Linked DNA regions of Homo sapiens: region 1 is linked to region 2. Evidence: read pairs that join two places in POLR2A ChIA-PET (ENCODE). Cell type or tissue: A673. All regions are shown on one strand.

Region 1 (5,000 bases), 110 kb before region 2:
CTGTTAATGGAAGACACAGAGCAATAGGCAAGGTAAAGATCTTTTTCTGGGAGTGAGCAAGTGAAAAATCATCTTCCACGTTCCACAGTTCTACCCACAAAACCAAGCAATGCTTTTCTCTAGGTCACAGCCCTAACCTTTCCTTACTGATTACAGCCCCATAATGAAATAGGTAACATGTGTTTGTACATGTATTTCAGCATGGGCGTAATTTGAGAGTAAATAATACATAAGTTAGGAATGTCAGTAAAACATTAGGAGATAAGAAAAAGCTATGACTATCATTGCCAGTATTCTGCTTTCCAGGGGGATAAAGGAATCAGGTGGTTACCAAGAGAAGGACACAGTTCTCCAGGACACTACCAAGAAGTGGTTAGCTTATGTGTGGTTTTTTTTTTTTTTTTTTTTTTTGAGACAGGGTCTCATTCTGTTGCCCAGGATGGAGTGCACTGATGCAATCATGGCTCACTGCAGTCTCAACCACCTGGGCCCAAGTGATCCTCCCACCTCAGACTCCCAAAGTACCTAGGACCACAGGCATGCACCACCATGCTTAGCTCACTATTTTTTTTTTATTTTTGTAGAGATGGAGGTCTCCTGTGTTGCCCAGGCTTGTCTTGTCTTGAACTCCTGGACTCAAGGATCCTCCTACCCCAGCCTCCCAAAGTGCTGGCATTATATGCAAGGGCCACAGCGCCCAGCCTGGTTCATTTTTTTTTTTTTTTTGAGACAGAGTGTCGCCCTGTCACCAAGGCTGGAGTGCAGTGGTGCGATCTCGGCTCACTGCAAACTCCGTCTCCCAGGTTCAAGTGATTCTTGTGCCTCAGCCTCCCCCGTAGCTAGGATTACAGGCGCCCACCACCACACCCGGCTAATTTTTGTATTTTAGTAGAGACAGGGTTTCACCATGTTGGTCAGGCTGGTCTCTAACTCCTGACCTCAGGTGATCCACCCACCTCGGCCTCCCAAAGTGCTGGGATTATAGGTGTCAGCCACCACGCCCAGCTGGTTCATGTCTTAAGAGCAATGTATTTTCCTGAAATCCACTTGCTGGCCAGTGTACCCACTATCTTTCTTCTCAAGCCAAAGGTTCTATAAAGGTCCTTATCAGCGCACCCAGTAAAGTCACAACCTCCCACTGATGATGGTGGTATCATCTTTCTGCCAATCTCTGGTCAACAGAAGGATGATGGCAGGGTACTAACAATAAACATACTTATGATTGAATTCTATGTCTCCTTGTGGTTCTGTCACAGAGATCTTTTGCCAGAAAAGCCAAGATAGAGGAATATGAAGCCTGTTGCATAGCCTGAAAAACAGACTTTATGTTGAAAAACATCTCCCTTGAAGAAGCAGCCACATTCATAGAGACTGGCAATAACAGGAAGCAGCATTTGCCTACCCTGGTCAGATAAGCTTGGGCAAAGGCCAAGTCCTTCTGCTCCCTGAGTGGATCTCGCTCGAGAATGTCCTCATCATACAGCAACAGCAGCTTGGAGGTGTCCTTGCTGGCCCGAGCCCGACTTCCCCGCTTGTTGCGAGCTCGATGATTGTTCCGGCCTTTTCCAGCAGCTTTGATGCTCTCTCCTTGTAGCACACATGAAAAGGATTGTTTCCCTGTCCCTGCAACCTGTGTTCTTCCCATTCCACCACATGCACCACCCCAGCCAAATCCTATTCAATATTATGGAGCAATTCAAGGAAAAGGTTTTTGGGAAAATGGTATGAGAACTAAGTCCGTCAAGTCAGTTCTACGCAGAGTCTGCAGTGTAACTGCCTTAATTGGGATGACAACAAGATAATCAGCTACTTCATATTGAGAAAGGAAGTCTAAAGAGCAAGTGTGGCTTCTGTAGTGCTTTTGAGAGACTATGTCTTGATGAGGAACAAGCAGTGTTTTCTGAAATAAACATGGGTCTTAGCCCCACACATGACAGATAAGGTAACAATCAGTTTAACAAAGTGAACTGCCAGGCACAGTGGCTCACGCCTGTAATCCCAGCACTCTGGGAGGCCGAGGCGGGTGGATCATAAGGTTAGGAGTTCGATACCAGCCTGACCAACATGGTAAAACCCCATCTCTACTAAAAATACAAAAATTAGCTGGGTGTGGGGGCAGATGCCTGTAATCCCAGCTACTCAGGAGGGTGAGGCAGGAGAATCGCTTGAACCTGGGAGGCAGAGGTTGCAGTGAGCCAAGATCGCACCACTGCACTCCAGCCTGGGCGACAGAGCAAGACTCCGTCTCAAAAAAAAAATAAAAAAATAAAAAAAAGAAAGAAAGTGAACGAAGCTAATATAAATCTAGCAACGGATGAGAATTGAATTAAAAATTTCTGAGTATCTGTTCTCCACAAAGATACCACATTAAACATGTTTTGGGGGAGGGGTGTTGCAGAAGAGATCCAGAGGGTTTCCTCTGGAAATCCTCCACCTGGTTTATAAGCTACCCACCCTGCACACTGTCCTCTAGACAATGAGGTTAAGTGAGAATGGTCCTTCAGTATAGGTTTGCCTAGCTCACCTGGTGGAGTTCTGCTGGTCTCCACTTCTGGAGCAGTCTCAGGTGAAGCAAAAGTAGGAGGCTTCTCAGCAGAGTCTCCAACTGCTTCATCCGTCATTTCATCCTCTTTCTGCAGGCTTTCCATTCCTTCTGCTTCTTCTTCCTCCTCTTCTTCTGGCTCAGAGTTCTCCTCCTGAGAATTCTCTTCTTCAGACTCACCCTCCTGACTCATGCGCCTTTCAGATGCCAGCCAAGTCAGTTTCTCCATTGTTTCCTGTAAAACCCTCCAAAGAGTACTTATAATGGCTCTTAGTGGCTCATGAATTGCAAACAACACAAAGCTATATCAGGATAATCTGAAGTTAAACAATGGGGAGCCCACTACAGCTGTCCTGAGGGGAATTCCTTGAGTTATGAAATCCCAGCAATGGGCCAGGTACAGTGGCTCACGCCTGTAATCCTGACACTTTGGGAGGCCGAGGTGGGTGGATCACTTGAGGCCAGGAGTTCAGGACCAGCCTCGCCAACATGATGAAACCACGTCTCTACTAAAAATACAGAAATTAGTCAGGCATGGTGGTACATGCCTGTAATCCCAGCTACTTGGGAGGTTGAGGCATGAGAATTGCTTGAACCCGGGAGGTGGAGGTTGCAGTGAGCTGAAATTATGCCACTGCACTCCAATCCGGGAGACAGAGTAAGACTCCATCTCAAAACAAAAACAAAAACAAACAAAAAAAAAACACAGAAAAAACCACACACAAAACAAGACAAAAAAAAGAAATCCCAGTGATAGCTGACATTCGGCCTGACAGCAGGAGAGGGGAAGAAGTTCCCTTTTACAAACTTCTGTAACCTGAAGATAGTTTTCAGGCTGGAGTGAGATGGTGCAATCGTGGCTCACCGCAACCTCTGCCTCCCCGGTTCAAGCAATTCTCCTGCCTCAACTTCCTGAGTAGCTGGGATTACAGGCATGTGCCACTACGCCCAGCTAATTTTGTATTTTTAGTAGGGATGGAGTTTCTTCATGTTGGTCAGGCTGGTTTTGAACTCCCGACCTCAGGTGATCTGCCCGCCTTGGCCTCCCAAAGTGCTGGGATTTATAGGCGTGAGCCACCGTGCCCAGTTATTTACTATTTTTTTTTTTTTTTTTTTTTTTTTTTTTTTGAGACAGAGCCTTGCTCTGTTGCCCAGGCTGGAGAGCAATGACGTGATCTCGGCTCACTGCAACCTCTGTCTCTCGGGCTCAAGCAATTCTCCTGCCTCTGCCTCCCAAGCAGCAGGGATTACAGGTGTCCGCCACCATGCCTGGCTAATTTTTGTTATTTTTAATATAGATGGGGTTTTACCACGTCGGCCAGGCCAGTCTGAAACTCCTGGCCTTGTGATCCACCCACCTCAGCCTCCCAAAGTGCTGGGACTACAGGAGTGAGCCACCAAGCCCAGCCTATTACTATTTTTTAAGGCATTTAAAGTATGGTCAGGTGATTCAATTTAATGTGTAAACGAGTTTAATATAATAAGTAAAATTTCATCCTTTCCATCTCATTTCACCTCAACTCCACAATCATGTCCCATAATGCATTCACAAATCAAATACAAATGATTTTAGGACTATCCATAGTGCAGCAAGCAAGCAGGTGGCATATCAATAAGTGATACATATTACTGAGTCCACGAAATACTTGAGAATATTCTCCAGCTCTCACCTGGAGTTCTGGGACAGAAAGCACAGATTCCTCAGAAGCTGATGACATTTCATCTTCCTCATCTTGGGTGAGGTCATCAAAGTCCTCTTCTTCCTCTTCTTCTGGCCCATTCTTCTCTCCTCCAGTTTCTGGCCCAACTGGAGTCCCCACTGACTGACCATCAACACTGGATGAATCTTCTGGCTTCCCTGGGGGGCTACTAAGCCTCACTTCAGGATCCATTGAGGACAAAGCATTCTTTGATGATCCTTTGTTCACATCTGTCCCTGAGGTTCCTTCATCAGGGGGCTCTTGAGAAGATGAAGGGGTTTTAGTTGGCTGACTCCTCTCCTCTTCCTTCTGTAAGACTGTCTGTTTCGTTACTTCTCCAGCACTGCTCAACTCCTCGCTTGGGGCACCAGTGTCCAATTCCACAGCATGTTCCACTTTGATGTCATCACAAATATCACGCTCAGGGGATCCACTGATTTCCTCTCTAGCTTCTTCAGGTTCCATCTTGACAATTTCCTCTAAATCCCCAGGGGTAGGGTTGTTTAGAGACTCCTGGATGCCCTGAGGGAGCGGCTCCAGAGCTTGCCTCCCCTCCTCTGTTTTCACAACGGTCCAGCGACAGGCACTATTCTCTGACAATCCTTCTTGGCACTCTGCATCTGCTAGTGGAGGCCCTGGGCTATGTTCCACTTTCGGGAAAACAGTAGCAGAGAGAGGAGATAGTTCCTGGGGCTCTAATTTGGGTTCTAGGCCCTGAAAGGCATTTTCCCCATCAGCCACAGCACAAGCAATGTCCA
Region 2 (5,000 bases):
CTAATTATAGGAAAACTTGGTGAACGTCAGAGCATAAACAAGACACTGCCACAACATCTTGTGGTTCTCAATGCCAGGATACAATGAGACATCCCAGAGTCCAGCCCTGAAGGGGTTTTCGCATCCTCTGAGACTGGAATCAGAAGGTGTGAATAGAAATGGAAGCAGTGGCCTGTTTCATCCCCTTCTCTCCCCTCCCCTGTCCCATCTTTTTTCCTCAGGGCTCTGCCGACCCATTCTGCTGTTTCCGTATTCCCTTCACAGCAGCTCCCATCCTCTACTCCTTCCCTTGTCTACCTCTCCTTGAAGGAGGAGCCTTTCCAATACACCCTTCCCTGTGACTCCAACCTTGGTAAAGTCACCAACCAGCTGGACTCCTCCAGACAGCTATACACTTGCAGCCCAAGGCTGGGAGTAGAACATGGCTCTGTGCCAAGCTGCAGCTGGGAAGAGACTGGCAATGAAAGGGACTGATTTGGGCTGGGAACAAAACAGCCTCAAATCAAGGGCACTGGACACAGCACAGACAATGGCATTTGCTAAGCTGCCAGGGGCTCTTGGCAAGAGCCACATTTCTTTCCACTTTATTAACTCCCTTGAGGAGGGATAAGCCAGGGCTAGGATCCTGAGCAACACATGCCCTGGAGAAGGCCCGAGATAGGTTACCCAGAGCCTGTGCAGCCCCACCCTAGAGCCTTCCAGCCTCCCAGGCTTCCTAAACCCATTTTCCCAACCAGTGCCCGTAGGCAGGACTATGTTCCATCTGAGCCATGGCTGTCATCTCCCTAGTCACTCATCCACTAGGTTCCCTAGAAGTGCAGGCTGCAAATGTCTATCCCAAATCCTCCCTACCATAGCAAAGTAGGATCTCTCCTTGGTGAACGTCAGCTAGAGCTGCCCTGGACCATGCCACACTGGCTGTAAAGGGCTTTTTCCTGGTCTGGATTACATAGACCAGGAAAAAGCTACTGCACTCTAGCCTGGATGACAGAAGGAGACCCTGTCTCAAAATAAAAAATAAAAAATAAAAAATAAAAAAATAAAAGAAAATATGGCCAGGCACAGTGGCTCACCCCTGTAATACTAGCACTTTGGAAGGCCAAGGCGGGAAGCCCAGGAGTTTGAGGTTGCAGTGAGCTATTACCACAAACTGCACTCCAGACTGGGCAACAGATCATGTATGTGTATTGCAGGGAGGAAAAGGGGGATGGGATTGAATGTTAAGGTTTTGTTTTCCCATGGTTGTGATTTAGGCTAGAGGTGGCCCTCAGGACATCTGGCCTCAAGAAGGGTTTATTGAGCTTATGATGGTCCACCTAATACAAGGGCTCCTTGGCTAGAAAATCACTCTGAAAGAGGTTCTGCTAATTATAGGAAAACAGACTATCCCTTGCCTAAGTATTATTTCTTCTGAGTGTATTCTTTAGGACCACTGTTCCTGTTCCTCTGTTCCACTGAAGGAGCAAGGAGATTGCCCTCAGAGAGCCGAGCCCCGCAGCTCTGTCAGGCATGAGAAAATCCTTTCTCCCCCTTGTCCTTCTGCTTGCCTGCCCCCCAACAGGGCCTTTGCCTCACTAGGCCAAGGGGCTGGGAAACAGAGCTTGCTCACAGCCTTCAATGGCTCTTTCAAAAGAAAGAGCCATTGACATAGCTACTTGGAATGGGAATTGGGTAGAAAGAGAAAGGGAGGGAGCTTGAGGGAATGACATTAAATTGCCTTCAATGCAGAATGGAGTGGCATTCAGGTGGTGTTGTGGCTACAGACTTGGGCATCACAAAGCGGCGCTGAGTGGGGATGGGCATGCTGCCCGTGTGAGATGGCACAAGGTGAAGGAGGGATCAGATGGAGGACAGTTGCCTGAGGAGTGATTTTAAGGGAGAAAAAAATGAAAAGGGTAACCAGAAGTTGTCAACTTTCCCAAAAAACTAGGAAAGAGGCATGGGGATTTTGATTAGGAAGATTTTCCTAGAATGGATGATTTAGGATACAGAATTTTAAATAAGTAATCGGGAAACCTAAGCTATAATCTTGTCATTCGTGTTATTCTTGCAAATAAAACTGTGCTTTTAAAATCAGATGTCGGCTAGGCGCGGTGTCTCAGGCCTGTAATCCCAGCCCTTTGGGAGGCCGAGGCAGGCGGATCACAAGGTCAAAAGATTGAGACCATCCTGGCCAACATGGTGAAACCCCGTTTCTACTAAAAATACAAAAATTAGCTGGGCGTGGTGGCACGTGCCTGTAGTCCCAGCTACTCAGGAGGCTGAGGCAGGAGAATTGCTTGAACCCGGGAGACAGAGGTTGCAGTGAGCCAAGATCACGCCACTGCACTCCAGCCTGGCGACAGAGCAAGACTCCGTCTCAAAAAAAAGAAATAATGAAACGTTGCTTTTCCCCCACCTATCCTTCCTCTGTATATAAAGTTAGAATCATATTTAAAGACTGCATATTTAGTATTTAGATACTCAGTATTGAAGGATGGCCCCAGAAATGGATATATCAAACCTAGCTAACATTTTATTATTATTCATGGAAACAGACGGGAGCAGTAGCCAAAACAATGCAAAAGTCCTTTCTAGATCAGTGCCGTCTAATGATGATAGAAATGTTCTATATTTGCACCATGCAGTGTGGTAGCTACTAGCTACATGTCGCTATTGAGCACTTGAAATGTGGCTAGTGTAACTGAGGAACTATAATTTTAATTTTATTTAATTTAAATTAAAATGTAAATAGGCACGTGTAGCTAGTGGCTACTGTATTGGATAGCTCAGTTCTGAATGTTTTGGAATCCATTCAATTTTCTTTTCCATATGGGATTACTTTTCATTTGATGTGGCTAATAGTAAAAATGAGTTTATATTCACTGATTACATTCTGATTTCTGGCAAAAGGAAAAAGCCCAGAAGTATACTGGTTGGCAAGAGCAACCAGACTGTAATTCAAAACTGGCTGAGGGCCAGGCATGGTGGCTCACGCCTATAATTCCAGCACTTAAGGAGGCTGAGGTGGGCGGATGGCTTCCACTCAGGAGATCAAGACCAGCCTGGCCAACGTGGCGGAAACCCCAGACATGGTGATTCACGCCGGTAATCCCAGCTACTCAGGAGGCTGAGACACCAGAATCGCTTGAACCCAGGAGGTGGGGGTTACCGTGAGCTGAGATCGTGCCACTGCACTCCAACCTGGGTGACAGAGCAAGACCCTGTCTCGAGGGGAAAAACAAACAAAACAAACAAAAACACATTGGCTGAGGGACCAAGCATGGTGGCTCACACCTGTATTCCCAGCACTTTGGGAGGCTGAGACGGATAGATCACTTGAGCCCAGGAGTTTGAGACCAGCCTGGGCAACATAGCAAAACCCCATCTTTACCAAGAATACAAAAATTAGCTGAGCCTGGTAGCACATGCCTGTAGTCCCATCTACTCAGGATGCTGAGTTGGGAGGATCACTTGAGCCCTGGATGTCAAGGCTGCAGTGAATGCACACCACTGCACTCCAGCCTGGGCAAGAGAGTGAGACCCTATCTCAAAAATAAAAATAAGGCCGGGCGCGGTGGCTGACGCCTGTAATCCCAGCACTTTGGGAGGCCGAGGCAGGCGGATCACGAGGTCAGGAGATAGAGACCATCCTGGCTAACACGGTGAAACCCCGTCTCTACTAAAAATACAAAAAATTAGCCGGGCATGGTGGCAGGCGCCTGTAGTCCCAGCTACTCAGGAGGCTGAGCCAGGAGAATGGCCTGAACCCGGGAGGCAGAGGTTGCAGTGAGCCGAGATCGCGCCACTGCACTCCAGCCTGGGTGACAGAGCAAGACTCCGTCTCAAAAAAATAAAAATAAAAATAATAAAAATAAAATAAAACTGGCTGAGGATACTTTCCATGGATACGATTAAGAGCTGACAATAGGCCGGGCATGGTGACTCACGCCTGTAATCCCCGCACTTTGGGAGGCTGAGGCAGGCAGATCATGAGGTCAGGAGTTTGAGACTAGCCTGGCCAATGTAGCGAAACCCCGTCTTTACTAAAAATACAAAAATTACCCGGGCATGGTGACATGTGCCTGTAGTCCCAGCTACTCGGGAGGCTGAGGCAGGAGAATTGCTTGAACCCAGGAGGTGGAGGTTGCAGTAAGCCATCGCACCACTGCACTCCAGCCTGTGTGACAGAGCGAGACTTCATCTCAAAAAAAAAAAAAAAAAAGCTGACAATACATATGTTATGGGTAAGGACAAAATGTGGGGCTTCTCTCTAGCAGAGAAAAAACATGAAAATATTTTTAAAGTTGATCCCCTTTTGTATTTCAATTTCAAAAGCTAAGGAGTGGGTTTAAACCTTGGTTAGATTTTTTTTTTTTCTGAGACAGTCTCACTCTGTCGCCCAGGCTGGAGTGCAGTGGCACAATTTCAGCTCACTGCAAACTCCACCTCCTGGGTTCAAGCGATTCTCCTGCCTCAGCCTCCTGAGTAGCTGGGATTACAGGTGTGCACCATCATGCCCCACTAATTTTTTGTATTTTTAGTAGACGGGGTTTTACCGTGTTGGCCAGGCTGGTTTTGAACTCCTGACCTCAAGTGATCCGCCCTCCTCGGCCTCCAAAGTGTTAGCATTACAGGCGTGAGCCACCATACCCAGCCTAGTTAGTTATTTTTTATGCCCTGTGAGAGACATTTCCATATGCTCCTAGGACGAAACATAGACTCAATAAATTTTTAAAATCATGTGAAATATCACAGTTTCATTCCTGGAGATGACTTAAGGCCTACAATCAAAGCACAAACTATTAGGCTTATTTCTTGTTTTTTATTGATGAGTTAATTGGCATATTTGCTGCCGCTGTTCTTTCCTGCACCAGACATACCTGAGTAGATAGTGAACTAGCCTGGGAGCTTCTTAAGGGTAGGATTCCTCAGTATCCATCTTTTCAGCCCTAGCTTCTAGCAGAGAGTGCCTGGCACTTAATAAGTGCCTAACAAGTCATTTTTGTGGGTGTGTGGTG

What was found. Peaks named below come from ENCODE experiments on the same cell type or tissue, not always from the same donor. Only the 100,000 strongest peaks of a DNase experiment are listed, where the experiment ranks them.
Region 1: POLR2A ChIA-PET joins it to region 2 with 6 read pairs; 5 of 35 experiments call an interaction of 5 or more read pairs at or near these places.

Annotation. Positions count from the first base shown.
Region 1 is chr1:155,760,788-155,765,787 of GRCh38, forward strand. It overlaps GON4L (gon-4 like), which reads right to left. Exons shown (of 32, transcript NM_001282860.2): 21 at 4,213-5,000; 22 at 2,525-2,777; 23 at 1,403-1,587. Among named protein-coding and RNA genes, the nearest start is that of DAP3, 74 kb to the left of the region's middle. In A673, no CTCF peak of the experiment used is centred here; a DNase peak (open chromatin) is centred at 2,734.
Region 2 is chr1:155,871,064-155,876,063 of GRCh38, forward strand. The region is part of intron 2 of SYT11 (synaptotagmin 11); the gene reads left to right. Among named protein-coding and RNA genes, the nearest start is that of SYT11, 14 kb to the left of the region's middle. In A673, no CTCF peak of the experiment used is centred here; DNase peaks (open chromatin) are centred at 438 and 2,978.